Regions from separate parts of the Homo sapiens genome. Here all the other regions are linked to region 2. A link is a loop called in an ENCODE intact Hi-C map of the cell type or tissue named here. Cell type or tissue: HCT116. All regions are shown on one strand.

Region 1 (8,000 bases), 330 kb after region 2:
AAATGAAACCTTTTCTATGAACTACATTTTAAACATCAATAACAAAGTTGTGGAACCTTGTAGTTAGAAGGGACCTTCGACGTTTGTTAGAATAACACTATCTTTGGTTTCTCATTTGCCTTCTGGAGTGATACTTACATATTTTATTATTCAAAATAATTTGAAAGTATCTACCATGGCACTTCTAAGCTTTTCTTGTCTCCAGAACAGAACATCCCCAGATCCTTCAGCCACATGTCATGCAATCCTTATGGGAGATGATAAACCCTTCACCAAATGAGTTACCCTCTTCTAACTTGTTAGTGACCCTTTCAAAATGGAACTCATATGGGGCTATGGAATTATGACCCCCTTTGCCCAGATGCTTTTCCAGTTTCTTGAACCTAGGAGTGTATTAGGGGTGTGTGTGTGTGTGTGTGTGTTAGAGAAGGGGGACACAATCTAGTATTCACTTGTAGAGTTTCTGTTAGCACTGCCATTCATTCACAAGTACTTGGGAGTGCTTCCTATGTGCCAGGCACTATGCTAGGTGCTGGGGACACAGTGTGCAAGAATGAACATCATCCCTCTGCTGGTAGGGCCAGATGGTGCCTGAGAGGTATCCTAGCCCAATGTCCTAAAATTCTGTTGAGAAATAACTCCTCAAATTCAATGACTTGGCCTCCCTGCCAGAACTAGAATCCTTGTTTCCTGACTGCCCAGTTATTCCTTTACTTCACCACCTTTTATCATATTGGACTCATACTCAGCTAAACTGTAAGGTCTGTTTAGGCTGCTGTTAAAATGGCCCCCCATCCTGCCCTTGTGCAGCTGGTTTTTCGAACTCTGACATAGGACAATAAATGTGTTCCCATCAAATTTCATCTTGCTGTCTTTAGCTTTTTCTCACCTGTTAAAACCTTTTGGATTGTAATTACATCTTTTAATGAATTTGTCATTTTTTTTCCTGCCTACAAAATTGAATAAGCCCACGTTCTTTAATTAGAAATATGAAATGAGAAAAGGCTAAAGATAGGCCTGTGATTTTTTTCCCCAGTTTGACAAAGATGCTCCAGTCAACCTTAGAACATCAGCAGGAGGACAAGTCTCTGGCACTTTTGTGGAACACTATTCCCAGAGTCCAGCACAAGCCCAAGAAATGTTTCTTGAACAAATGACTGCATGAAAAATACACTGGCTATGATGGATCAGCCAATTTTTAAGCCATCTAGCTACTATTATTACTCACATTTTCCCATTTTGTTCAGAAGGACTTTAAGTGTCCAGCTCTCTTTACAGAGAAGCTTGATTCTTAGGTGTTACCTGCGAGTTACCTTGATCTTCTATTGAAGAACCCTATTGAAAATGGGGCTTAGGATAGTCAAACAGAGCATTCTCAGTGAATCTCTTCTAGCTCCTGATGGTCATTGTGTTTGTGTCATAAGTGTTCACTAATGTTTACAGAGTCTCAGCAACTTATTCAGGGTTATTTGGAATACAGATGCATTAACATTAGTCCCTTCAGGAATTTCTCCATTGCCAAAAAGTGAACTTGTTGGAGAGGACTTGTTGAAAACTGGGTGAGCATGATTTGCATGGAAATTGGACTAAACTTCCCTTTCTTTAAAGTTCCTGGTTTAGCCACTCGAATAGCTGGCATTACAGGCATGCACCAGTATGCCTGGCTAATTTTTGTGTTTTTAGTAGAGATGAGGTTTCACCATGTTGCCAGGCTGCTCTTGAACTCCTGACCTCAAGCAGTCTGCCAGCCTTGGCCTCCCAAAGTGCTGGGATTACAGGCATGAGCCACCATGCCCGGCCAAAAGTTTCTCGTTGAGCTCTGACAACTCTTCACCTCTGAAGAAGAACAGAGGTGCTGCACTGTGAAAGTATGAAGATACCAGGCCAATAGGATAAAACAAGGCAGGAGGGAAGCTTTTGTAGTGCAGTGGCTACAGACTCCACTTGGGGTGGTGAATATACCTGAGTTTTTAGTGCTGCTTTGCAGGCTCTGACACCCTGACTCCTGAACAGGTGTCCAAATTTCAAGCTGGTTAACTGAAAGATAAATGTTATAATATTGGTGCCTACTTCATAAGATTGCGGCAGTCATCAAACGAATGGAAATATAAAACATACTTACTACAGTGCCAGGACCAAGCAAGGACTATTGCTAAAATTTTGGAGAGAGGGGAGTATGAAGAAATTGGATAGAGTAGAAAGCAGGTTCTTTTTAATGTGAGCCTATTTACCCTGACAGAGTAAAGCATATTTCATTTTTAAGTGTTATCAAATTAAGCAGATATACCAATTGCTATTCATTCATTCAGTAAATAAAATTTCACTTCCTATTATATGTCCAGCTGTATGCTCCAAAGTAAGGAGAAAAATGTAAACCATATCAAATATGCACAATCCTCAAAGTAGCCTGACACCACTTGAATATCACACGCACTACAGCTGGAAAAATTTCTTGTATTTTGCAGCTCTCCTCCAGCTGCTACAAGTGCCTATGGTGAGACTTTTGACAGTGTGAGTGGTTCCCAGAAAAAATGATGTTCAGTTGTAGAAAGACCATGGGGCAGAAAGAAGGATCCCAGGAGAGGGGAGCACATGTGCAGAGGCGGAACCCAGAAATGTGCGTTTGGCTTTGTGGACCTCTACCAGTAGTTCTTTGGGGCTCGTATTTGCAGGATAGCAGAACATCAGGCACTGGGAGATTCTAGGAAAACAGAAACCTTGGACTCTAGGAGAAGACTTACTGATTTGGAAGGAGAAGGTGGATCCACTAAGATTTATTTGCATGTTTAATTGTATTACAGAGCATGTCATGCCATGTAAGACACATTTGGGAGTTAGGAGCAAGGTTTGTAAAGGAAATGTAGACAAATAATATATGTAGAGGAAGCATATAGTGTGGACTCTAATAATAACAGCAATACCATCTACTTAGCCCTTACTGTGTGCCAGCCCCATCCTAGATGTTTAGCGCGTATTATTTCATGTAGCTCTGGCAATAAACCCGCAAAGAAGGTATTATTGCTCCCATTTTACAGATAAGGTAACTGAAGCTTAAAAAGGTTGAGTAATTTGCTCAAGTGGATTTCATTGCTTCTCAAACTTCAGTATGTCCACAAGCCACCTGTTAAAAATGTTTCTGATTCACTAGGTCTAGGGTGGGGCCTGGGGCTTTGTATTCCTAATACACTCCTAGGTGGTGCCCATGCACTTTGAGTGGTGAGGGTCTAGGCATCACATTCAAATCACCTGGGAGCTTTAAAAATACTGCCACCTGGTGCTCGCTTTGGCAGCACGTATACTAAAATTACTGCCACCTGAGCCCTGCCACCCTCTGAAACTCTGATTTAGTTGGCCTGGGATCCCGCTTGGCTTCCAGTATTTTTCAAGTTCTCCAGGAGATTATAATGTGCCGCAAAGTGAGAACCACTGGGTTAAAGAAGAGGGGAAGAAAAAGTAGTGGTCAGATGGCACTGGTTGTGTTTATTTCTAATATAATCAGGGGAGGGCCTCAAACACAAAGCAGCAGTGAGTTGTGAAAATAATTAGATGTTTAATTGACAAGTCTAATTGAATGGTAGAGTTTTATATTGCTTTATGAGTTAATGTGTTTAGTTTGAAAGGGTAGTGGGGGAATTTCCCTCAAAGATGTGAATTGATAGTTATTTTCCCTTTATAAGGAATATACATGATTGGTGTAATGATGATTTGAATTAAACTTAATATGCACAGGACCTTTTTTTAGGCAATTAAGATTTCCACTCCCTTTGCAGTATTTTATGTAGAAGAAAAGTTAGAATGTTGCAAAACTGACAGTAGTTTGGTAATTATCTATAATAGTTAGCATATGGATGATCCTGACTCTAGCGTGCTTGGACCTAAAATTTAACTGAAATTTGTTTCTTGTTTTTTTGGACCTTTTAAAATGCACATGATCAGAATCAGCATAGCCTATTACAATAAGGTTTTGTTATTAGAAGACAGCTGAAGAAAAACATAATCAACAAATTCAGGTTACTTTTGGATTCAGCTTATTCTTAGGAATATTTACTAAGTGGATAAAAGTACATTACCAAATCATTTGCAAAGTATGCAAATATTACAGAGAGCCTACTATGTGTTAGACACTGGACATATAGCAGTGAATAAGTGGGGTCAGGTTTTCCCTCTCTCCAATCTTATATTCTTTTGAAGGGAATAGACAATAAACAAATAGAAATAGATTTTTAAAAGTCTAGACAGGGTTAAATGCTGAGAAGGTGTTAGGTTTAAGTCCCAGCTGAGGTCCAACAAGGTGTTAGGTTTGAGTCCCAGTTGAGGTCCGAGGGGAGTGGGTGGATGGGCGAATTGCTGAAAGAACACTCGGGGGGCTTTAGGCAGGTGAAATGTAGTTTTATTCAGCAGCTTTTTAATCAGCAGCTTCCTCACACTAACTGTTTCTCACAGTTTCTTTATCTTGGCTGTTTGCTTCAGCTTTGTGGCTCCTCTTATGAGCCTGCTCCTGCTGCCCCCAGCCTTGCAGCTGCACTCCCTGGCCTATACTACCAGGGTTAGCAGCTTAATTTTTTCCCTCTGGGCATAAGTCCCCACTTCCCGCCTTCAAGGCAATCCACTCTTCCTTACAGGGGTCAGTAGCATTACTCTCTCTGGGCATTAGTGCACCTCCAAGCCATGTCAAGCCAACCCAAACCCCATGGGCAGCATCAGCAGGGCAGTTATACCTTTTACAAACAATAGCAACTCAAAGCCAAGTATAAACTTACAAAGACAGGTTATCTAACAAGTGAAGTATGCACCTGTGCCCTAAACTTGCTAAGTCACTTTGGCCCAGATATTCGCCTTAGCCTATTCCTTAACCAAAGCACATTCATATACTTTATGGAAGGGAATAATGAGGGATGTGATAGAAAATAAGTGCTGGGGGAACTACTTGAGATAAGGGGTCAGGGAAGGACTCTCCTAAGTGACACTGTGCTGAGATGTGAGGCATGAGAAGGAGCCAGCCTTTCCAACAACCAGCTTTTTGGTTGGAGGGGCAGAGTAAGTGCAGGCTCTGCAAGAGAGGAAAATAGTTGACATATTCAGGGATAAGAATGGGAGTCAGGCCGGGTTTGGTGGCCCACATCTATAATGCCAGCACTTTGGGAGGCTGCGGTGGGAGGATTGCTTGAGTCCAGGAGTTCGAGACCAGCTTGGGTAACATAGCAAGACCCCCATCTCTATATATTTATATATTTTTTAATTAAAAGATTAAAAGAATAAAAAAGAACGGAAGCCATTGTGGTTGAAATAGGATTGGGAGGGAGTAGTTGTAGCAGATGAAAGAGGGGCTTATATAAACCCATGGAGCCAGAAGACTTGACAGATCTTCATAAAAAATGTGAACGTTGTTGCCCGGCATTGTGGCAAATGCCTGTGGTCCTGGCTACTGGGGTGGATCACTTGAGGCCAGGAGTTTGAGTCTGCAGTGCAAAATAATTGTGCCTGTGAATGGCCACTGCTGTCCAGCCTGGGAAACATAGCAAGACACATCTCTAAATTTTTTTTTAATGTTAATATTGTTATTTTTAAGCTTTTATTGTCTCTGTGCTCTTCTGGCATTCCCTAAATTTTCTCTAATGAACATATATTACATTTGAAATTAGAATAATTACTTTTTAAATAATTACATTTGATTTCTTTTTGCAGGAAATAGCCAACATTTTTGCACCCCAGGAAAGAGTTTCAGGTTATTTTGGCTTAAATAATTGTGCCATTGTAGTATCTCTGTTTGTCTGTTTTCCTGGAATCTTTGCATTTAAACACTGATACCTCCATTTATTTTCTAGTGACGTCCAGTATGTTTTTGGTGTTAAATAAAAAGGTGTATATCTGCATGAACAATTAGTTACTGTTCTTGTTAAAAATTTGTATTTCAGGTTTTAAGGGTAGGAATTTTGAGTCTTCCTTGTGAAAATGATAAGGCTGTGATGCTGCCATACTGTTTATATCAAAGTTCAATGGTTGCAAGAAATTAAAACTCAAAGCAGCTCTGGTCAGAAGAGCTCCTTAGCATAGGAAGCATAGTGAGCAGGCAGCACACTCCCTGGGATCTAGCAGCCAAGAATGTGAGATCTGGAGTCTTGTTTGAGTTTGTCTCTACCACTTACAACACTGGAAACTGATAACCTTTTTTATCTTTGGAGGTTTTCTGAGCTTTTCTAGTATTTGAGATGTTTTTTCAGCTGCTGCAGATCAACCCCTAAATCAACAAGTAATTACTGGTGGCTTGCTGTTCACCCAGCATTGCACTAAGTTGGTGGGATAGATAAGATACTGTTTGCTTAATGGAAATTGCTTATAGTTGGCAAATTCATATGTAGTTAATATAAGCACAAGTTTATCTTAAAATTTTTTTTTTTTATCTATGGGGTCTCACTGTTCCCTCAGGTTGGTCTTGAACTCCTGGCCTCCAGCGATCCTCCCGCCTTAGCCTCCTAAAGTCCTGGGATTATAGGTGTGAACCACAGTGCCTGGCCACAAGTTTATCTTTTAGAAAATGGAAATTATTTTTAAGTTATAATTTCTTTCTTGACAGTGATGTGTGGCATTTAAGAAGTCAGTAATAAAATAATAGTGTACTTCCCTGTTGGGGCTTTTCATATTGTTTTCTATTCGTCAATATTGTTGATTCTTCTCTCCGTCCCTCCCCTGGGACATGGGATTTAGAACAGTGTCGGGGTCCTTGTAGCCCACTGCTCAGCTGTCCTAAGGAGGCAGGCCAGCTGCCCTGTGCTCTCACTATCAGGAAATGAGCCAATCCGAGATCTCTGGCCAGTTTGATTTCTATGATACACACATGCTATGAACACAGAGGCCACTTCAATTGAGCCCTTATTTATCTACATGCCTGAGTATCGTTTTAAAAATATTTTTATTGATTGATAAGTGTACATATTTATAAAGTACATGTGATATTTTGATACATGCATAAATGTGTAATGGTCAAATCAGAAATTCAGGATATCTATAACCTCAAAAATTTATCATTTCTTTATGTTGGGAATATTCAGAAACCATTAAGTGCTCTTGGTCCTGGACCAGGCCCTGTGCTGACTGGTTAATCCAAGTTCTTTCCATTAAACCTCACAATAATTAGTTTTGTGATGCCTGATTTATAGCTGAAAAATGAAACTTTTGGCCTGGTGCGGTGGCTCACGTCTGTAATCCCAGCACTTTGGGAGGCCGAGGCGGGTGGATCACAAGGTCAGGAGATCGAGACCATCCTGGCTAACATGGTGAAACCCCATGTCTACTAAAAATACAAAAAATTAGCCGGGCGTGGTGGAGCACCTGTAGTCCCAGCTACTCAGGCGGCTGAGGCAGGAGAATGGTGTGAACCCGGGAGGCGCAGTGAGCCGAGATTGCACCACTGCACTCCAGCCTGGGCGACAGAGCGAGACTCCATCTCAAAAAAAAAAAAAAAAAAAAAGAAAAATGAAACTTTTGAGAAGGTAACTAACATGCCTAAGGTCATACAACTAGTCATTGTTGCAGTCAAGATTTAGGGTGGATTGGCTCTGATATCCAAAGCATTTTTATTATGCTTTTTTCCTGTTTGTTTTAATAAACTTAATATACAAAGAAAACTGTAAATATTAGAGAACACCTATATTTCCATCGCCCTGAATTAGCAGCTGTTAATTACAGTACAGTATTTATGACCAGTGTTTTTTTCCCCCTTTAACCACATGTTCCTTTCATTCTTCCTGCTGATAGGTGTGGTATGTTTTCCTGTAGTCCCATTAGAAAAAAATCATTATTTATACGTAGTTGCTTCTAAAGGTTCATCACTTCTTGTGTGTAGTTTTAGAATTTTTATAAATGATAATTTATACATATATCATTATGTAACTTGTTTATACTCAACGTTTTATTTCTGAGAGTTAAATTGATGTTCTGTATACAAATCCAATTCATTTAGCTATCATATAGGATTCCATTGGAAGACATACCAACTTTTA
Region 2 (8,000 bases):
CTGTGTCATTACCCTCTCCTAGCATGTGGTAGTTTGCTGCCAATCTTCAGCATTCCTTGTCTGGTAGAACCATCACTCTGGTCTCTGCCTTCATCTTCACATGGAGTTCTCCCTGTGTATGTGGCTGTGTAAATATTTTCCCTTTCTACAAGGACATGCTCATATTGGATTATAGCCCACCTTACTCCAGTGTGACCTCATCTTTACTTACATCTGTAATGACCTTATTTCCAAATCAGGTCACATTCTAAAGTACTGGGGATTAGGACTTTAACATATGAGAATACATTTCAATGCATAACAAAATGCTATAAGACTCTCATTATTTCCATGAACTTTCTGGACTGTAAACTCTAAAGGAAACAAGCAGGACCTAATTACAACTCTGGTTGTCAGCCTCTTTACCTTGCCAGCAGTCTGCACTGGAGCATGAATACGTAGCATTAAGTGTATAGGGAAAAGAATCTGATCTTCCTACCGAACAGCAAATCTTGTTCTAGAATTTTATCTGATTGTTTTTAAAGTAGAAACACCACAATTAATGTCTTGCACTGTTTACTTTCATCTATTGCAAATAACAGTTCAACTAAAAACCACTTCACTGACAAGACGGGAACTGAGAAACCCTATCAAAGGAAATGAAAAACATGGCACAGCTTGATCAAAAACCTAAGGATGAGCTTCAGCTGAATACATGAATAGCTGATGTTGCTCAAAACATGGGAGCCAGCTCTGAGGCTTGGAACAATTTTTATTACGAAAAAATTTTCTTTGGGTAGATTTTTTTTTATTTGGTTTCCTTTTTCTGTTGTTTGAAGAATGATCCATATGCAGATTTTTTTTTTTTTAAGGCAGAAGGCTGGATGCACAAAAGGTTTGCAGTGAAAAGAAAGTACACCTCTCTCTGTGCCTCCCAGTAATCCAATTCCACTCCCTGGAGGCGATGCCTACCTACCGCCAATTCCTTTAGTCTCTGCATTTAAAAACACAGATAGATTCACACAAAAGACAGCAAGTGGACTACCCTGCGCCTGGCTTTTTTCTCTTTACCTTGTATCTTGAAGGTTCTGCCAGATCATTAGCTGTTTCACTTACCATAACAGCTGCACTCACTGTGTTCCAGAGTCATGAGTCTTCTCGGGTAGGAATTTTTTGTTTGTTTTGTTTGTTTTGTTTTTTGTTTTTTGTTTTTGTTTTGAGACACAGTCTCACCCAGCCACCCAGGCTGGAGTGCAGTAGCATGGTCTTGGCTCACTGCAACCTCCGCCTCCTGGCTTCAAGCAATTCTCATTCCTCGCCTCCCAAATAGATGGGATTACAGGCGCCTGCCACCAAGCTGGGCTAATTTTTGTATTTTTAGTAGAGACAGGGTCTCACCATGTTGGCCAGGCTGGTCTCAAACTCTTGACCTCAAGTGATCCATTGTGTAGGAATTTTATGTATAAAGGAGCAGTGTTCTCACAGTCCTATAATGTGCCACCTCCCTGCCCCAGCTCCATACTGCTTCACCACTGCCAAGGAACTGGAAGGCAGGGCTTATGCCTACAATACAATGTCAAATGGAATGACAGACAGACTTGTACTGGAGAAGTTCTGTTTGGTCACCTGTAGTTTAAAAAGAAAAAAAAAAAAAGCCAGTTCAGGAATCATTGCTCCTCTACCAAGCTTCCCTCCCTTCCCTTCCCCTCCCCTCCCCTCCCCTCCCCTCTCCTCCTCTCCCCTTCCCTCCCCTCACCTCCTCTTCTTCTTTTTTTCTTTTTTTTTTTCTTTTTGAGATGGAGTTTTCCTGTTGTTGCCCAGGCTGGAGTGCAGTGGCATGATCTGGGCTCACTGCAGCCTCTGCCTCCAGAGTTCAAGCAATTCTCCTGCCTCAGCCTCCCTAGTAGCTGGGATTACAGGTGTCCACCACCATGCCCAGCTAATTTTTTGTATTTTTAGTAGTGACGAGGGTTTCACCATGTTGGCCAGGCTGGTCTCGAACTCCTGACCTCAGGTGATCCACCGACTCGGCATCCCAAAGTGCTGAGATTACAGGCATGAGCCACCACATCCGGCCCAAGCCTTTCTTACTTCCTTTGCTCCTTTCACTCCTAAAAGGTGAAGGAAGTGTAAACTTTTTTCTAAAAATAACAAAAAAAATTGTAAGAGTTTATTTGTATATTTAAAGTGGCCTAGTTACCTTTGCTAATGCTCTAATTTTTTAAATTATTTCATTTTAATTTATTCTATTTTATTTCACTCTGTCTTGCTCTAGAAAAGACTCACAAAGGCTCTAGTGTCTTGTAAAAGTCCAGAATAGCACAGATTTTTCTATTTGCTTGGAAATTTACAGATTTTTTAAACTGCTTTTAAATATTAAGAAGGTCTTTCTGCAGAGAGTAACAATGTGGAGTATTACGTAATTATTGTTCCAGTCCTCTAAAATGCTTTTTCAAATTGTACCTATTCAGTTCAGTTGATTAATTAAAAGTTAACAATCTCCTGTGTCAAATCTTCTAATAGATAGAAAATTAATCATTCCTTTTTATATTATATTTATCATGCTTTTTATTACAAAAGTAATATATTCATTGTAAATTTATCTAAAAATAAAGACAAGCACATTGCATTTAGTTACCCAAACTGGCATTGGGATTTTTCATGGATACTCCCAAATATTTTCTCATGCACGTCATATGTTTATGTTTCAATAAACTCAGGATCATATCACATGTACTAAATGGCAAACTGCTTTTTCTACCTCATCATGTATAAAGAACATTTCGGCATCATTAATTCTACAGCACGATTGTTAATAACTACATTGACTCTATCATAGAACTGGAGTGTGATTTATTTCAAATGTCCCACTGTTGAATATTTAGGTGGTTTATAGTGATTAAGCATTCAAAACAATATTGGAATACACATACGCATAACTTTCTTGCACATTTTGCCAAATTATTCTCCCAAATAATTTAAACATTTGTTCTTAACATTTGAGAGAATGAATCCCTTTGAGAATCTGATGGATTTTGCATCTCTTCTCAGGAAAGGGCAAATATGTTCAAATTTTTATGCATCTTCGGAGCCTTCCGACCAAAACAACCCCAGATTGAGAACGCAGTAGCATTTTATGTCCCTACAAACCATATGAACGCCCTTTTGCTCACACTATCCCTTTGTTTTCAAACTTTCTGCTGATTTGAGAGATGAAACAGTACATCAGTCTTTTCTTACTTTGTATTTTTGTATTGCTAATGAAATTTGAACACTTTTTCCAGAAGTTGATTGATCATGTATTTTTTGTACATTGCTTATTCAAGCCTTCTATCTAATATAATTCAGGTTTTAAATATTAAATTAAAAAATTTAACACAACACTGTAAGATCACATAATAGAGTGGAAACTTTCAATTCCTGGGCTTTCTCTGGGCTAAAGGCATGGTCTTTAATAAATGATCCAATCTGTCATGTCTCAATATTTCCACCAGAGGGCAATATTAGCCCATCTATTATTTCTCTGGCTTCTACAGCTCTCAAGATTTCAATTTACTTTTACTAGAAGAATCTTCCTGAAAAATACTTGCAATGATGATAAAGTTAAATACTTCATTATGCATGTAACACATTATTATATAAAAGTTACGTTGTTATAAATTTTCTATTTAATTTGTTTCAACACATGAAAATGTACAAATGGAATTTCAATAATTATAATCATTACTTCAAATGAAAACTATGCCTCTATTAGCATTCTTTATTATATCCATTTACTTAAATTATCATTATTTCTAGAATGATGTTCGCAGTATGATTTATAATAGAATCTTCATAAACCATTAGCATAAACAGGAAAAGCAATTGACTCCTGAAAAGCCATTCTTTAAAGACAACCAGATTAATTCCTGACTCTAATTATTTTGCGCCTTTGGCTTACCACATAACAAGATAAAACCTAATTTCTTCTTCCCATTCAATAAAGATATGCAGGGTATCCTTCTGAGTGCTAAGGATATTGTTGTGAAGAAAACAAAAATCCTTGACCTCAGGAAGTTTACTTGTTACAGGATTGGGACATGAAGGAGAGACAAATCCACGCATCCTATATACACATTGGAGTGTGGCAGGCTTGGGAGTGTTAGGAGGGAATAAAGCCCGGAAAAGGGATATAGCACACTGAGATACATGCGGAGACCATTTTAAGTGGAGTGGCCAAGGAGGCTTCACATGTGGATGACATCTAAGCAGACAGCTTAGGGAGATGAGAGTCACTTCAATCTGAAGAAAGACAAATCCAAGCAGGGAGGGGATGTCAGCTGCAAGAGCTGACTGGTGAGAAACAGCAAGGAAACCAGTGTGACTGAGACAAGTGAGCCAGGGGTTGGGGAGTGGGGAGGAACAAGAGGCCGGAGGGTGGAAGGCCTTGGCAGCCTCAGGCTTGGACTTTCACTCTGAATGAGATGGAGAAAAGTTGGCATTTTAAGCATAGGCAGGACATTTTCTGGATGCATAAGAAGAATCACTCTGCGGGAGGCTGAGGCAGGAGAATGGCGTGAACCCGCGAGGCAGAGCTTGCAGTGAGCCGAGATCGCGCCACTGCACTCCAGCCTGGGCGACAGAGCAAGAGACTCCATCTCAAAAAAAAAAAAAAAAAAAAAAAAAGAAGAATCATTCTGATTGCTCTTTCCACAACAGACTTTACAGGGACAAAGGTAGAGACAGAGAGACCAGTTAGTAAGCTACTGAAATTAACTAGATGAGAAACTATGGTGATTTGGACCAAGGTGATGGTGACAGAGAAAAGAGTTTGGGGGCAGATGACATGGGTGGTGCTGATGACCTAAAGAATAGGTAGTTGCCTATGGGAGACTGGCATTCAGAGAAGAGGTCTGGGTTGGAAATACAAAATTTGGAAGACATCAGAATCCATGTAGAGATAGAATGACAGCTCAACCCTGGAACATTCAATGTTTAGAAGTCAAGGGAAAGAGACACCAGCAATGAAAGCCAAGAAAGAGTGTTGAGTGAAGTAGGAGAAGACTCAGGAATAAAGTATCCAGAAGCCAGCTGCTCTGAAGAGCAGAAAGTGATCTATCATCAACAGCTGAGGACAAGGACTGACCCTTGACCTAAGCAGTGTGGAGCTCATGGTAACCTTATAAAGAGTGATTTCATGGAGCGGGAGGCCAGAAGCCTGATCAGACAAGATTACAGAGATGAAGAGTGATACTGGACACAGCAAGTATAATAGTGTTTTCAAGGAATTTTGACAGAAGGGAAGCCTAGAAATGATGCAACAGCTGGAGGATGATATGAGCTCAAAGGGAGCATTTTCAAAGATGAGAAAAGTGATAGCATGCTTTTATGCTATTAGCAGTAGAGAGGGAAAAGTGGAGATTGCAGGAGAGACGGAAGACTTTCCAAAGCACTGACCTGAAATAGGCAGAGAAAAAATCCAGTGCAGAAGCTGGGAGTGAGCCACCATTAGTACACAGCCAACCACAAAGGCCCAGAAGCCAGGGGATGTGGAGCACTTTTGATTAAGAAAATAAGGTTGTTGACTATAGTTAATAGCAATGCATTATATACTTGAAAATTGCTAACAGAGTAGATTTTAAGTGTTCTCACCGCAAACAAATGATAAGTATGTGAGGTGATGTATATGTTAGTTAATTTCATTTAGAATTTCCACAATGTATACATATTTCAGAACATCATGTTGTACAACATAAATATATACAATTTTTATTTTTCAATTTAAAAGAGTAAATAAGAAAAAAGAATTCTACTCTCACCAGTGCCTGCATCAGCACATCCTTACCAGTGTTAGATATTAAGATTTTAAAACATTTTTCTCATTTGACAGATACAAAATGATATTTATTGTTCATTTTTGTTTGCATTTATATCTATTTTTAACAAAGCAATGGGATAATGTTTTGAACATCAAAAAGAAAAAGAAAAGAAAGTCACTGTTACTCTATGCCTCTTTATTCTGTATTTTATGGGGAAACATGCCTCATAGAAGCTGTGTATGTTAAAGCTAATATCATATCTAACTAATTGAGTTGAACTGTGTAGCAGCCTGACTGCTAGACTCTCCATTGTTTAAAGGGTAGCACATCCCACAGCTGCCTGACCTGAGTTTTGCATGGGGGAGCCCACTGGGTGATAAAACCTGCTTCAGAGAATATTGGCTCTTATCATCCAGTGGGGGCTTTCACAAAAAAATTCTCCCATGAGAACAAGCAGGGCTTTGCCCCAAATATCTCCTGCTGCAGCAGAAAAGGCCTGCTACCCAGTTCCCTTGTGTTCCCTGCTGATTTGTTGCAGAAAATGGACAATGAAAAAATGACTGCCAGGTGGGGGCCAAAAGAGACCACTTCTAAAAACTGGCAATGTCTTTTAAATATTTCGAATTTTATTAGATTTAGGACTTACTTGCTATTCCCTCTGACCAGATGGACACACTTGCCCAGAGCTCCATGTGATTTACACTTTACATGGTTCTGGTTTCTGCTGAAATGTCACCGTCTCACAGACATCTCCGCAAATGAATTATGCGTTCCTCACTTCGTTTCCACCATCCTGTCATTCTTGTTTCTGTGTTTGCATTTTCTTTGATGCTCTTTCCATTCCTGAAATTCCATGGAGCGTGTATTTGCTTGTTTTACTCGCCTCCGCCAGGAGGGCAGGAAACTGCTAGTTTTGTTTACTCTTCTTCCCAGCACCCTGAACACAGCACGCAGAGCAGCTTTCAATAAATATTTGTTAAGCAAATGAACTGATGTGAATTGATTCTAACAGAAGAGGGAGAAAGGAGTGTTGAAGCTGACAGGAACCAAGCACATAATATTAGGAATATACTTATACCAAAAAAAAAATGTTGTTTATCTGAAATTCAAATTTAACTGGGCATCCTGAATTTCATTTGGCAACTCTATATATGAGTTCTCACTTATAAGTGGGAGCTAATCTACAAGGATGCAAAGACATAAGAATGATACAATGGACTTTGGGGACTCCAGGAAAATGGTCGGGGGGAGGTGAGGGATAAAAGATTATACATTGGATACAGTGTACATGCTGGGGTGATGGGTGCACCAAAATCTCAGAAATCACCACTAAAGAAGTGATCCATGTAACCAAACACCACCTGCTCCCCAAAAACTATTGAAATAAAAAAAAATCACAGGCTCATAAACTCATATTTTTTTCTATGTATTTTGCTATCCTTATCAGTAAGATATTTTAAACTATCTATATCCTCACTACCATCGATGTCTATGTAGAGAGGGAAATATTTGTGATTCTTTTTCCCATGAATTTCCAAAGGGGCATTTCAACATGTCTGCCTTTCTTTCTTGCCTGGGTCTTTCTCAGCACTTAGTTAACAGTGGGTTACTTTGTGCTCTATAAACAGCTACTCCACACTTTGTGTTTCATGGGGTGGAAGGACAGTGTGTGAAGTTTGAGTGGCATAAATTCATCAACAATCTCTCATGATTCAATGCTGTTTGAAATTCCTCCATGAAGGTCAGCACTTTCTTTTTCTATACATAAACATTTTATTTTAGAATAATTCTAGTTTTATAGAAATGTGGTAAAGATAGCAGAGTTCTCAACATCCCACACCCAGTTGCCCCCATTGTAAATGTCTTACACAGACACAGTACATTTATCGCAATGAAGGAATTAAACACAACCAACAAGACCTTTCAAAACATAACCATGACACCTAAAAATAGTTAACAATAGTTTCTTAGAATGCTTTGTTTAGCCCATGGGTTTCCCCCATCTTTGCCCCTTATCCATCTGCCTTGATCCCCACAAGGGGGTCAATTCTCCTTTCCCCAGACTTGAAAACAACACAAGAAGGTAAGCAGCTGCTCACTCAGGCCAGGTATCTCATGTGACGACAACACTCAGCCATGTCTGGAGATAGTTGTGGTTGTCACAACCAGGGAGGTGCTACTGGCATTGAGTGAGTGGAAGCCAAGGTTGCTGCTCAACATCCT
Region 3 (8,000 bases), 150 kb after region 2:
TGCCATTCTATATCTTTTAAATGGAGCATTTGGCCAGGTGCGGTGGCTGACGCCTGTAATCCCAGCACTTTGGGAGGCCGAGGTGGGCAGATCACCTGACATCAGGAGTTTGAGACCAGCCTAACATGGAGAAACCCCGTCTCTTCTAAAAATACAAAATTAGCCAGGCGTGGTGGTACATGCCTGTAATCCCAGCTACTTGGGAGGCAGAGGCAGGAGAATCACGTGAGCCAGGGAGGTGGAGGTTGCAGTGAGCTGAGATCGTGCCATTGCACTCCAGCCTGGGCAACAAGAGCGAAACTCTGTCTCAAAAAAAAGTGGAGCATTTAGGCAATTTCCATCCAGCATTAGTCTTGAGATGAGGTACTATTCTATTCATGGTGCTAGCGGTTGCCCGAATACCTTTTTTTTTGTAATAGTGTTATTGTTTTATAGGTCATGTGACAATTATCCTCTAAGAACATTCTATTTTGGTGTATTTTGAGGATTTGTTTCAAGATGTAGAGATGTAGAGCTCCTTTTAACAGTTCTTGTAGTGCCGGCTTGGTAGTGGCAAATTCTCTCAGCATTTTTTTGCCTGAAAAGGACTGTATCTTTCCTTCATTTATGAGGCTTAGTTTTGCTGGATACAAAATTCTTGGCTGATAATTGTTTTGTTTAAGGAGGCTAAAGATAGGAACACAATCCCTTCTAGCTTGGAGGGTTCCTGCTGAGAAATCTGCTGTTAATCTGATAGGTTTTCCTTTATAGGTTACCTGATGCTTTTGCCTCACAGCTCTTATGACTGTTTCCTTCGTTTTTACTTTAGATAATCCGATGACTATGTGCCTAGGTAATGATCTTTTTGTGATGAACTTCCCAAGTGTTCTTTCGGCTTCTTGTATTTGGATGTCCAGATCTCTGCCAGGGTCCATCTCACAGACCCCAGCTGCACAACAGATGAATAACGTACTCAGACACTGATATTCAGTGAAAGAGTGGGCTTAGGGGGTGAGGCCACTGACCAAAAGAGTTGTAGCAGCCGAGACCCTGATTAACTGGCCCTGCTGGAATTTATTCAGCATATATTAAATGACAAAGGCTTTGAGTCAACATCACTAGAGGTTAACTAACCTGGTCCCCTCCCCCCAAGAGAGCCATCCTGCCCGCAAATGATCAAAAGTTAATTTTAGGACCACATGAGTAAACAAGTTATTTAGGTAAACTCCCTTACATTCCTTTGTACCTACTTTAAGCTATTTACTTAAGGTAAGAGGATTAGGCTGCCTTCAGCCAGATCTATTACTGAAGTTATGCAAACCCCTTCAGGTTCCATAGAAGGTTTGTGTCTATTTCTTATAACTATCCTGAAAATTTTTCCCACCAGCCTGCCTTAACTCCCACAGATCTCTAGCAAGGTCAGGGAAATTTTCCTCAATTATTCCTTCAAATATGTTTTCCAAACTTTTAGATTTCTCTTCTTCCTCAGGAACACCAATTATTCTTAGGTTTGGTCATTTAACATAATCCCAGACTTCTTGGAGGCTTTGTTCATTTTTTTAAACTCTTTTTTCTTTGTCAGATTGGGTTAATTCAAAATCCTTGTGTCAAGCTCTGAAGTTCTTTCTTCAACTTGTTCAATTCTATTGTTGGACTTTCCAATGTATTTTGCATTTCTCTAAGTGTGTCTTTCATTTCCAGAAGCTGTGATTGTTTTTGACTTGTGATGTCTATTTCTCTGGAGATTTTCCCATCCATATCCTGTAAAATTTTTTAAATTTCTTTAAACTCCTATTCACCTTTCTCTGGTACCTCCTTGAGTAGCTTACTAATTGACTTTCTGAATTCTTTTTCTGGCAATTGAAAGATTTCTTCTTGGTTTGGATCCATTGCTGGTGAGCTAGTGTGATCTTTTGGGGTATTAAAGAACCTTGTTTTGTCATATTACCAGAATTGTTTTGTTGGTTCCTTCTCATTTGGGTAAACTATATCAGAGAAATATCTGGGACCCAAGGGCTGCTCTTCAGATCCTTTTGTCCCGTGGAGTGCTCCCTTAATGTGGTGCTCTCCCCCTTTCCCTAAGGATGGGGGTTCCTGAGAGCTGGACTGCAGTGATTGTTATTTCTCTTCTGGGTCTATCCACCCAGCAGAGCTACCAGGCTCCAGGCTGGTACTGGAAAGTATCTGCAAAGAGTCCTGTGATGTCATCTGTCTTCAGGTCTCTCAGCAGTGGATACCAGCACCTGCTCTGGTGGAGGTAGCCGGGGAATAAGGTGGACTCTGTGTGGGGCCTTGGTTGTAGTTTTGTTTAGTGTGCGACTTTTCATGAATGCTAGTTGTGCTGGCAGTAAAGTTGTCACATGGACAGACTTAGGACCTCTGGTTAGCCAAGATGTCACAGGCAGTGGAGTTAGCTGTTTTTTCCTTCTTGGGGGAAGGGTTGTTATTTTATGAGTTGCTGTGTTGGTTGGCCTCCAGCCGGGAGGTGGCACTTTCAAAGCAGCATCAGCTGTGGTAGCATAGGGAGGATACAAGCTTGCCCTAGGGTCACCTGGATAAGTATTCAGGTTTCTCAGGTGGTGGGCAGGGCCATAGAGCTCCCATGAGATTATGTCTTTTGTCTTCAGCTACCAGGGCAGGTGGAGAAAGACCATCAGGTGGGGCAAGTTTAGGCGTGTCTGAGCTCAGACTCTCCTTGGGTGGGGCTTGCTGCACCTGCTGTGGGAGATATGGGTGTGTTTCTCATGCCAAAGGGATTATGGCTGTCTCTGCTGCATCAGACAAGTCTCCAAGTCAGTGAGGGAAAGCCAGCTGTGACAGGCTTCACCCAGCTCCCAGGTAGCCAGAAAGGCCAGTCTCACTCCCAGTGTGCTCCCCCAACACGGACTTTATAACCAGGCAGCTGGTGAGCAGGGCTTGGAACTGGCCCCAAGCTACAAGCCTCTCCTCTGAGAAAGCAAGCAGGGCTTTCAGGCTTCACCCCTCCTGCTGTGGCTTCTGTGCCTGTGTCTGCACTTCCCGTTTGCCCCCAACCCTGGATTCTGCCCTGGAAAATTCACACTTGGTCGAAATTACTACAAAGTTCAGCTGGAAGTTTCCTTCTTCCTGTGGTCTTTCCGCAATTCCACTGGCAGCCCTCCCCAGAGACCCCTGTGAAATAAAGTCAAAATAGGTTCCCTGGGCTTCCTTGGATGCCAGAAGTGCCTACAGGCCTTTCCTGCTGCCTCTTCTACTTTTATATTTCTCTCCACTCTCTAAATTCATTTCAGCTCTAGGTAAGGTTAAATCCCTCTCCCGTGATCCAGATTTTCAAGCTCCTCGGTGAGGATGTGTGTTCAGAGGTGGACTTTCACCCTCTCACACTTTGGGCACTCACAGTTTTTCGGCTGTTTCTTGGAGTTTGCAGTGGCAAGCCGCTTATTTCAAAGGGTCTGTGAATTCTTTCTGTTTTCCTGGTATGTTCTTGCAGCAGTTCTTGGAGCAAAAGTTCACGATGTGGTCTCCACATGCTGTTCTGTCAGTCCAAGTGGGAGCTACAAGTTAGTCCTGCCTATTCACCATTTTCCCCTGCAGGCCTCAAGACCATGTCTTTTTAAAAAATTATTTTTGATACAATCTTTCCTTGATTTATGTTGTCATTCCTAAGTACTCCTTGATTTATATTGTCATTCCTATAATGTATTCCTAAGACATTCAAGTGTCTACTATAAAATCCTAATAACTTTGTATTGACATGTTAAACACAATTAGTAGTAGGCTTAATTAGATACATATTTTTAGCTACATGATTGTCAGGACAAATGAAAGTCCCAGGGGTTGAAGGACAATTCTTGCTTCTATAGCATTGTTAGATGCGCCGAATGTTACCTAGCATGTATCCATGGCTTCTGACCAATTATTGTGACAACAAAAACACTCCCACAAATTTACAAAATGTCCCCTAGGGGGCGGTACCACTCCATTGAGAACCACTGCTGAAGGGCTTCAGAGTCTTCAATATGATAATACAAGCTGCAAAGACAGAAACAAGGATAGGATACTTTTTTTCCCCAAGTACAGGTAGTTTCTTGAAGGACTATCGCTTCACTAATCACACTTTGGGGAATGTTGGTATTGATCATTTTTAAAAGTGTATTCAATAGTAAAGGCATTCTGAGTATTGGTCACAAGTGAACAGCTGGAAGGTTCCGGAGACATGTGTCCCATGGATGGAAAGCCTGATACTTGGCTGAGTCTCTCAATGCACCAACCATACAGAAAAGATGTCATCTCTAAGAAGATAAAAGGGAAGCAGCTGATAGAGACTTTCTAGTATACTCAGATACAGACGCAGCCTGAGTCTCATTAGTGCCATTTAGAATAAATGATTTTTTTTAAGTTTCGTACTTGGAGTCCAGACTGTTGCTTTGAAGTCAGCCTTGTAGTCCTTGGACATACTCATTCATAAAACTTATTTTTCAAGGGCCATAAGTGTCTTGTAGGCCCATTTCCCAAAATGAAAGGGAACTTGTGGATCAGACCAGTGAATGAGGAAGAGAATTTTGACTATTTTTTTCATTATCAATTCAAAATATAAAATTTAAACAACGAAATGTTTATTTTCACTATTTTCCCAAGCCTGTAGATTTTATAAGTATTGAAAGACCTATTTAAATTGGAAAGTCTACATTTTAGATTTTACTTCTCCCAAACCTGGCTTTAACTCATAACCAAATGTTTACCAGAAAAATAAATAAAAGCCACGTTATTCGGGGCCTAGTGAGGCTGAAAATGTCCTGATCTCTACCTCGAGTAGAAACAGACTCAGGTAAACAATTACAGAGTAATTGGTGAGTACTGTTAGCCATAGGATCACAGAGACAAGACACTTCATCTAACTTGGAGCCTAAAAAGAGTTTCTTGAAGACTAATTAGGAGGGGACCAGAATTATCTCCTTAATTATAATGTCAATTTTAACAGATTTTAAGTATGAGAATAATGCTTCTGATTTTCAGAAGTACTTATCAGGCATTGGTGCCACCTGGTGGCCATTTTAATTGAACCTAAAATTATTGTTTAAAAGAATTAGAAGTTTTTCCCCCTTCACTGAGGGGAAAAAAATTAGGAAAACACATTTTTATTATTTTGCAACATATTTATCTTACAGTTTCTGAAATTTGGGGATCAATATTTCAATTCACTCTTACTAGATTCTCCAGTCAACCTGACTTGGGTCACTTACTAAAAGGCCATATCTCATCTTTATCCAGATTTGTGAATAGGTTAACAGTTACCACAGTATTTGTAAAATAAGTACTTGATAGTGGTAATGCAAAGAAAATTCCGATGAGATGAGCAATAAAAGATCATCAGTGTTCGATCATATTTTTTTTGTTTTTTCTGAGATGGAGTCTTGCTCTGTTGCCCAGGCTGGAGTGCAGTGGCGTGATTTTGGCTCACTGCAACCTCCGCCTACTGGGTTCAAGGGATTCTCCTGCCTCAGCCTCCCAAGTAGCTGGGACTACAGGCACGTGCCACCATGCCCGTCTAATTTTTTGTATTTTTAGTAGAGACGAGGTTTCTCCATGTTGGCCAGGATGGTCTCAATCTCCTGACTTCATGATCTGCCCACCTCAACCTCCCAAAGTGTTGGGATTACAGGCATGAGCCAATGCGCCCGACCCTCGTTCATATTTTTAAAGGCACTTCATTCAACAGTTTTTAAAGCAAAGGCCTTTACTTATTTAAAAAAATCTAAATTATGGCATCCGTGGTCCTTCCTAAACAAGACTCAGGGAAGCACAAACCTTAAAGAAAAAGAATTTATGGGCCGGGCATGGTGGCTCACGCCTGTAATCCCACTTTGGGAGGCCGAGGCAGGAGGATGGCTTGAGCCCAAGAGTTCAAGACTAGCCTGGGCAACATGGTGGGACCCCGTCTCCACAAAAAATAAAAATAAAATTCACCAGGCATGCTGGCACACACCTGTTATCCCAGCTACTCAAAAGGCTGAGGCAGGAGGATCACTGAGCCCAGGAGGTCAAGGCTACAGTGACCTGTGATGGTGCCACTACACTCCAGCCTAGGTGACAATGAGAACCTGCCTCAAAAAAAGAAAAAAAAAGGAAGAAATTTATGGCTATAACTACATCAAAGTTAAATATTTGCTTAGCAAATGACATCGTACACAAACTTAACAAACAATATATTTTCCATGTCTAAAACCAACAAAGGCTATTATATAAGAAATTTCTTCAAATCAACATGAAAGGAAAATCAAAGAGTATGAAGAAATACTGACCAGGATGGAAACTAAATAACCATTGAGTAATATGAAAGGATACTCAGCATGTAATCAAATAAATATAATTAGAATATCACTTTATACCTATCAAAAATTAGGGGGAAAAAGCCGGATATTATCAAGTGTTAGTGAAACTATGAGGAAACAGAAACCTTCATGTACTGCTGGTAGGAAAGAAATTTGACAGTCCTTATAGTTAGCTATCTGTGAGAGACCAGAATATGCTTCCCCTAAATAAAAGATTGTTGAGCCAAAGATTATTAAGAAGCAGCAGATGGGCCGGGCACAGTGGCTCAAGCCTGTAATTCCAGCACTTTGGGAGGCCGAGGCAGGTGGATCACTTTAGGTCAGGAGTTTGAGACCAGCCTGGCCAACATGGTGAAACCCCATCTCTACTAAATACACAAAAATTAGCCGGGTGTGGTGGCGGGCGCCTGTAATTCCAGCTACTTGGGAGGCTGAGGCATGAGAATCACTTGAACCCGGGAAGCAGAAGTTGCAGTGAGCCGAGATGGTGCCACTGCACTCCAGCCTGGGTGACAGATGAGATTCTGGCTCCAGAAAAAAAAAAAAGAAGAAGGAGCAGATGCAGGAGAGCTCTCTGCCCTCCCTCCACCTGCCTGAAAGCAGAACGTAGATTTATAAGAAAAAAGGTATCCTGCCACCCCTTCTTTACCACAGACAACAGAGGTTAACCACTGAAGACAGCTTTAGACCCTCATCAGCCTTGAAATGATACCAGAGGAAATTTATTTTCACAAGCTTTACTAACCTTTATCTGCCATTTGTTTGCCTTCCCCACAAGTTGCTGCTTGTAGAGACTCCAAGTCCTTTTCCTTTGTGCTGTCACTTCTCTAAAAATTTACTCTTCTTTGTTGAAAATAAAATAAAAGCTAGAATTCAAAGCTACTTCTTTGAGAACTAATCATTGATATCTCCCTTGTACATATGAAATACACGTTAATAAACTTGTTTTTCTCTTGTTAATCTGTCTTTTGTAACGGGGATCTTTTCCGATTACAAACGTATGGGAGTTATTTTCCCCCTACATATGCATCCTACAACCCAACAGTCACATTCCTGGATGTACTTTCTATTTCTGTGTAACAAATTACTCCCCGATTTGGTGGCTTAAAAATAAATAATAAAACAACACTTATTATCTCAAAGTTTCCGTGGGTCAAAAATTCAAACATGACTTTCCTGAATGCCCTGAATCACAGTCTTTTGAAAGACTGCAATCAAGGACCTGGAGCTATAGCCATTTTAAGGATCAGTGTGGTTGTTGGTAGGCTCAGAAGATTCATTTCCAGGCTCACTCACAGAGTGTTGCAGGCCTTAGGGCCTCACTGGCTGTTGGCCAGGGACATCAGTTCCTTGTCACATGGACCTCTTCATAGGGCAGTTTATAACATGGCAGCTCACTTCCTCCAGAGCAAGAGCTCCAAAAAGAGAGAATGAGAAATGGCGAGCAAGACAGAAGTCACAGTCTCTCTGTAAACCAATTTTAGAAGTGACATCGCGTTACATTTGACATATTCTCTTTGTTAGAAAAAAATCACTAGACCTAGTCCATATTAAAAGGAAGGGCATTAAAAAAAAGCATGAATATCAGGAGGCAGAAATCAATGGGAGCCGTTTTAGAGGCTGCCTACCACACTGGGTATGTATCCCAGAAACTCTCAACAAAGCCTCAAAAGAAAAGAAAAGAAAAAGATGAGGCTCTTTTTTTTTTTC

What was found. A loop is a pair of places that touch in the nucleus more often than their neighbours do. Peaks named below come from ENCODE experiments on the same cell type or tissue, not always from the same donor. Only the 100,000 strongest peaks of a DNase experiment are listed, where the experiment ranks them.
Region 1: a loop joins it to region 2, with 5 times the contacts of the local background. A loop is called at or near these places in 26 of 110 quality-filtered maps.
Region 3: a loop joins it to region 2, with 7 times the contacts of the local background. A loop is called at or near these places in 96 of 110 quality-filtered maps.

Annotation. Positions count from the first base shown.
Region 1 is chr3:161,092,232-161,100,231 of GRCh38, reverse strand. The region is part of intron 4 of B3GALNT1 (beta-1,3-N-acetylgalactosaminyltransferase 1 (Globoside blood group)); the gene reads left to right. Among named protein-coding and RNA genes, the nearest start is that of B3GALNT1, 9.1 kb to the left of the region's middle. In HCT116, CTCF peaks have their summits at 3,083 and 3,284 (motif pointing left); a DNase peak (open chromatin) is centred at 3,274.
Region 2 is chr3:161,419,586-161,427,585 of GRCh38, reverse strand. It overlaps LINC02067 (long intergenic non-protein coding RNA 2067), which reads right to left and starts at 1,159. Exons shown (of 4, transcript NR_102265.2): 1 at 1-1,159. RefSeq lists an enhancer at 6,288-6,936. In HCT116, a CTCF peak has its summit at 3,478 (motif pointing right); a DNase peak (open chromatin) is centred at 3,465.
Region 3 is chr3:161,270,812-161,278,811 of GRCh38, reverse strand. All of the region lies in intron 1 of LOC105374187 (a long non-coding RNA gene), which reads right to left. Among named protein-coding and RNA genes, the nearest start is that of NMD3, 54 kb to the right of the region's middle. RefSeq lists an enhancer at 3,970-4,019. In HCT116, CTCF peaks have their summits at 3,922 (motif pointing right) and 5,001 (motif pointing left); DNase peaks (open chromatin) are centred at 3,911 and 5,001.